2 separate regions of the Homo sapiens genome follow, and region 1 is linked to region 2. The links are chromatin loops, found by intact Hi-C in ENCODE. Cell type or tissue: CD4-positive, alpha-beta T cell. All regions are shown on one strand. Links, peaks and the distances in the headings refer to the core of each region. The heading gives the core; the rest is flanking DNA.

Evidence for each region. Hi-C counts contacts between places; a loop is a spot of excess contacts. Peaks named below come from ENCODE experiments on the same cell type or tissue, not always from the same donor. Only the 100,000 strongest peaks of a DNase experiment are listed, where the experiment ranks them.
Region 1: a loop joins it to region 2, with 7 times the contacts of the local background. A loop is called at or near these places in 10 of 110 quality-filtered maps.

What each region holds. Positions count from the first base shown.
Region 1 is chr6:118,733,774-118,736,586 of GRCh38, forward strand. No RefSeq gene overlaps it. Among named protein-coding and RNA genes, the nearest start is that of CEP85L, 84 kb to the left of the region's middle. In CD4-positive, alpha-beta T cell, for the core only: CTCF peaks have their summits at 1,694 and 1,927; a DNase peak (open chromatin) is centred at 1,738.
Region 2 is chr6:118,564,089-118,566,901 of GRCh38, forward strand. It overlaps CEP85L (centrosomal protein 85L), which reads right to left. Exons shown (of 13, transcript NM_001042475.3): 3 at 1,441-2,228. It overlaps LOC107986524 (a long non-coding RNA gene), which reads left to right and starts at 1,594. Exons shown (of 5, transcript XR_002956384.2): 1 at 1,594-1,682. In CD4-positive, alpha-beta T cell, for the core only: a CTCF peak has its summit at 1,471; a DNase peak (open chromatin) is centred at 1,423.

The DNA.
Region 1 (2,813 bases), core at 291-2,790, 170 kb after region 2:
GTTCTTTTTCTTTTCTTTTTTTTTTTTTTTTTGAGATGGCGTCTCACTCTATCGCCCAGGGTGGAGTTCAGTGGTGTGATCTCGGCTCACTTCCACCTCTGTCGCCCAGGTTCAAGCAATTCCCCTGCCTCAGCCTCCCGAGTAGCTGGGATTACAGGCACCTGGCACTGCACCCAGCTGATTTTTGTATCTTTAGTAGAGACGGGGTTTCACCATCTTGGCTAGGCTGGTCTTGAACTACTGACCTCGTGATCCACCCGCCTCGTCCTCCCAAAGTGCTGGGATTACAGGCATGAGCCACCGTGCCCAGCGATTTACAAAGCTCTTGACATACCTGTTCTCATTTGATTCTTACCACAATTTGGTGAAATAGGCAGAGTGTGTATTCTTACTCCCAGTTTGCAGATGAACAAATTGATTTAGAGAGAGTCAATGACTTTCTCAAGAAAACCTAGCTAATAATTGTCAGGTGTTAACAACAACTCAGGCTTCCTACTTCTCAATTCAGTACACTCTCAAGATAAGAATAACCGTAATGCATTTAATTGTTAATTGAGAAATTAGTAAATTGACATCTAAGAGAGACAGCTCTGGCTTATGAGCTGCTTGTCCTGCTGAAGCCCTGGCAGCCACTGACTCTACCAATCTGGCTCCTCCATGTTTGTCTGTTCTACCTCTGAACTGGCGCTAAACTTAATCCAGATCTGAGGATATTCCTGACATATAAAAATACTGGCAGCAAGGTCAACAATCTGGTTCTTATTTTGGTTCTGTAGCTTGGTTTAATGAGCAAATCTTGGAAACTAACCTTCAATTAATCAAACAGTATTATTGATCCCAAAATATGTGTAAGACATTGTGTCAGAAAAGCATTCATCATCCACTCACCCATCTACCTGTCCATCCATCCATCCATTTATCCTGTTATTATTAACTGATTATCTACTACAGCCAGGCACTCGAATCAAAGATGAACAAAATGCAGTTGCTGTTACTAAGTTTCTCACAGTTCAGTGAGGGGGAGACACATATTAGATCAGTAAAAATAAGATAAATTAAATCCAACATTGGAGTTATATTCAGAGTATTACTGAGGTTGGGAAAGCATTCCTGGAAGTATATCTAAAATGCACCCTTTAAGAACAAATGAAGTTAGCAGGGGGAGGAAGAGTAAGTGGTAGGGAGGAGGGTGGAGCAGAAGACACAGAAACAAAGGCTCAGAGCCAAGAGACAGCACGGTGTGCATTAGCTGTGCGTCTGGATCAAGATACCTAAAACCTAGAAGCCTATCTTTCATCCTACTTCCACTGCAGGCTCCCCAGTGAGTGCCACAGTCTCAGGAGGTACACTGGGCAAGGCCATTTTATTAGTGGCAGGGTCTACTACAGTAGTGCTTTAGGCTGATAAGCTGTGCGGAACCATGCATGCGAGTTTGCAGCCCTGCTTTAAGTGGAGGGAAGGAAAGGGAGAATCTGGTTTCTCATATTCCAGGGTGGAATGTGAGCCCAGGTTGGAATATGAGCCTCAGGGTGAGCGAGTGATTCAAGAGCATCAACAAAAACCCAAAGGAAGAATCCATGGCTAAGGGGAAGATCCAGAAAAATCCTTCAGGAGGGCACAAGAATTTTTAATGTGCAACCTTTCACCCTCTAACTCAGCACTCTAGTTGCTCGTCCTGGACCCTTCTCAGCGTTCCTTTCCTCTCCCTGGTGGGATGAGGCTGTGGATGGAGGAGAGTATGACCCCTAGTGGCTGGAGTGCAACTCTAATTGATATGGGGGGTCTGGGCTTTGGGGGACAGGACCTGACTGTATTTACAGAGCCTAGAATGGGAAGCAGGGTGTGGTAAGCAGTGAGCCTGGAGCAGGAGGGAGTGGTGAGATCAGGGCCTTTAATACCATTTTAAGTAGTCTAGAGCAGTGCTTCCCCAAAGAAATAGAATGCAAGCCACACATGTGCTTTACAATTTTGCAACAGAGATATTTAAAAAACAGCAAATTACCAAAAAGGTAAAATAAATTTTAATAATGTATTTTAATAAACCATATATGTCCCAAAGTTTACCTGTTCAACACATAATATGTATTAAAAATAATTGGTGATAGGTTTTACAAACTTTTATTATACTAAGTGTTCTAAATCTGAGTATTTTACCCTTACAGCACATCTCAGTTCTGACTGGCCACATTTCAAGTACTCAATAGTCACATGCAGCTAGTGGCTACCCTATTGGACAGCGTAGATCTAGAACTTTTCCTGAATGTACATGGGGTTGTGGAAGGGTTTTAGGCATGGCCGTGGAAGACCAGATGTGTATTCCACACACATCACTATGGTGGATTTGAGGAAGGTAGACTTCCTGGAGGCAGGAAGATGAGGTAGGAAATGATGATATGAAAGTGTAGGTGAGGGGGCTGGGCGCGGTGGCTCACGCCTGTAATCCCAGCACTTTGGGAGGCAGACGCAGGCAGATCACAAGGTTAGGAGATCGAGACCATCCTGGCTAACACGGTGAAACCCCGTCTCTACTAAAAATACAAAAAATTAGCCGGGCGTGGTGGCGGGCGCCTGTAGTCCCAGCTACTCGGGAGGCTGAGGCAGGAGAATGGCGTAAACCCGGGAGGCGGAGCTTGCAGTGAGCCGAGGTGGCGCCAGTGCAGTCCAGCCTGGGGGACAGAGGGAAACTCTGTGTCAAAAAAAAAAAAAAGAAGAAAAGAAAGTGTAGGTGAGGGGTGCCCAGGGTCTGAATCAGGAGGTAGGGAGGTGATAGTGAGTGTAAGAGGGGAATGTAAGTTAGAAAAACGGAAACCACC
Region 2 (2,813 bases), core at 197-2,696:
ACAAATTTATCTCAACAGTGTGTCCCCAACCTCCCTACCCTCCTCTGCATTGCTTTGAGGCTAAGAAAAACACCTTGTTTAAACCAGAGATTTGTCCAAGCAGAATAAAAAGCATGAATCAGTATTTACTCCTTGAAATTTGCCCAATTATCTCTATCACACCTACTCTAGTTTGGAATAGCATACTCAGCCCCACTGGACAGCTCCAATTCTGTGTAAAGACACCAGCTGGAGAAACAACTGCCTGGATCTCTGTTTTCCTATAATGACAAACATTTGAAAACTAAAACTTGACAGTATTTGAAAAATTAGGTTTCCTATTTTTCATCACTTGAATGGATAAATCACAAATTTCTAATTCAATCATAATGATTCTTCTGTTTTGATTGTGTTGTTTAAATACATAATCAAAATTATAAGAACTGTATCTAAAATAAGAATAAAGGTACATGCGACATGTTAAGGGTTCTCCTATGAATGTAGTATGTTAGGGTTCTATGTTTTGAGATCATACTCATATTTGTGAGGTTCCTGGACAAGTGATTTCCTTATCCTTTCATAGCCTATGTTCATTTATTCTATTTGTTTTTATTAGTAGTAGTAATGAATACCAATTTTACATTTTTACTCTAGGGAAAATTTGCAATTTTTTATAGAATTAATTTGTTTCAGAAAATTCTGATGATAAAAAACAGATGACAGGACTTATATCAGAAAATTAGTTTCCTTGTTAAAACAAGCTACAGAAAATTGTCTTGGAATAGAAACATTCCCAGATTAAGAAATTTACACATTTACATGCTATTCCCTAGACCAACTGGGGGCTGTATACTATTTTTCTTTATATATGATATCATCATAAAGCACTTTCTATAAGCTGATTAATGAATGCCTTGACACATAATTTTTTTTAAAAAAAAGTACATCTGATTTATAAACCTAAATAACATCATGTATCACCAAAACTTTACAAATGACTGTAGTTCCACCTTCTCATTGTACAGATGAAGAAACTGAGGCCCAGAGAAATTAAGTGAAAAAGTCATCCACGTTCTAAATCTAACAGAACCAGACACAAAATCTAAGACCTTGTATAGCCAAGTTGATGCTCTTTCTATTATACCTATGCTAGCTTTTTTGTTTCTGTTTCCAAGTTTATTTAGATTGAGTATGTTTTGCTTTATTTTTATGCCCATTTAACAAATGAAAAGGAAAGAACAAGCTAGGTACAAGGTTTTCAGATTTTCATGTTAATTAGTCTCAAATGCTTTGCAAGTTTATCAACAACACTTTTCGGTTTGTAACATTTCTGCCTATTAACTTGCAGGGAAAAGGAAATGCAAAACAATCTGTGAACACTTGTTATATGCTTACTGTAAGTGTGCTACTGTACTCATAACATCCACTGGAGGGAAGCAAACACTAGATTTTGCACCTTACCTGCATTGGTGTTTCACTTCCTTGTCGAAAGTCTTCAATTTGCTGCTGTTGCCAAGGAGCTAAACTGTAAGAATCCTCTGTATTTCTACCTTCCAAAGGATTTGTCCGCAGCTGCTCTGTAAGCCACATCTGAGTCCTTACGGAAGGCTGAATGGGAACTCCACCTACTGCCTGTTGACCAAGCATTAAATATTTTGGAGGTTCAAAAGCCTCTGAGCTTGTCATAATGGGCTTGCTTTCAGGTAAGGCACTATATGTCATGTCTACAGGCTGTCTCCTAAGAGTAGAGGAAGAGGCTCTAAAGTCCTCCTTGCTACAGCTCTCAAATTTATACTTGCAGTCCAGAGTTGATGACCGTTTTTTATTTATTTCCTTGTCCTCTAACCTAAGCATCTCCATACTATCATGTAAACAGCTAGGCCCAATTGTCCTCAGTTGTGATGTTAAAGCCTTAGCCTTCCCTATCTTCTCCAAACCATTCCTTGACTCTTCTCTGCATACAGTGCCACCCTGGCCACAGTTATCCGGGGCAGTGAGTTTGGATAAAGATGACCATTTCCGAAGTGGCCGGAAGTCCTTCATGTCTAGGGAAGAGTCCTGCTCCCCCCTACTGTGGTTTCCCAATGTTTGCATGAGGCTTGTACTCCATTTTGAGCCATCTGGTGTCAATGATTCCCTAAGTTTGGAAATTGAAGCGCTGGAATTAGACGGCATCACATGGGCAGTAGGAAGAGTAATCAATGATTGACTAGGCTTAAAAGATAATGTGCCACTTGAAGTTGAATGATCTGGAAAGAAAAAAGATGGTCAAATTAGTTACAATTAACAGACAAAAGAGAATGAGGTAAAATGCAATATGCCAAAAGAAATATCTGAACATGGTTTCATAGCACAAGCTTTTTTTTTTGAGACGTAGTTTTAGCTTGTTGCCTAGGCTGGAGTGCAGTGGCAAGATCTCGGCTCACCGCAATCTCTGCCTCCTGGGTTCAAGTGACTCTCCTGCCTCAGCCTCCCGAGTAGCAGGGATTCCAGGCGCCTGCCAGCACGCCCGACTAATTTTTTGTATTTTTAGTAGAGACGGGGCTTTGCCATGTTGGGCAGGCTGGTCTCGAACTCCTGACTTAAGGTGATCTGCCTGCCTCAGCCTCCCAAAGTGCTGGGATTACAGGCATGAGCCACTGTGCCCAGCCCAGCACAAGCTTTTCAAAAAGACGTCCTCAAAATGAGTAAATTATTATTATCCTTTTATCTGAAACAAGTCAACATAGTTTCAGATTGGATTTTCTAAATATGGATACCTAATAGAGTATATGGCCTTTCACCATCTACTGTACTTACAGGTGAAAAGTGATTTAAAATAGGTTTATATTTAC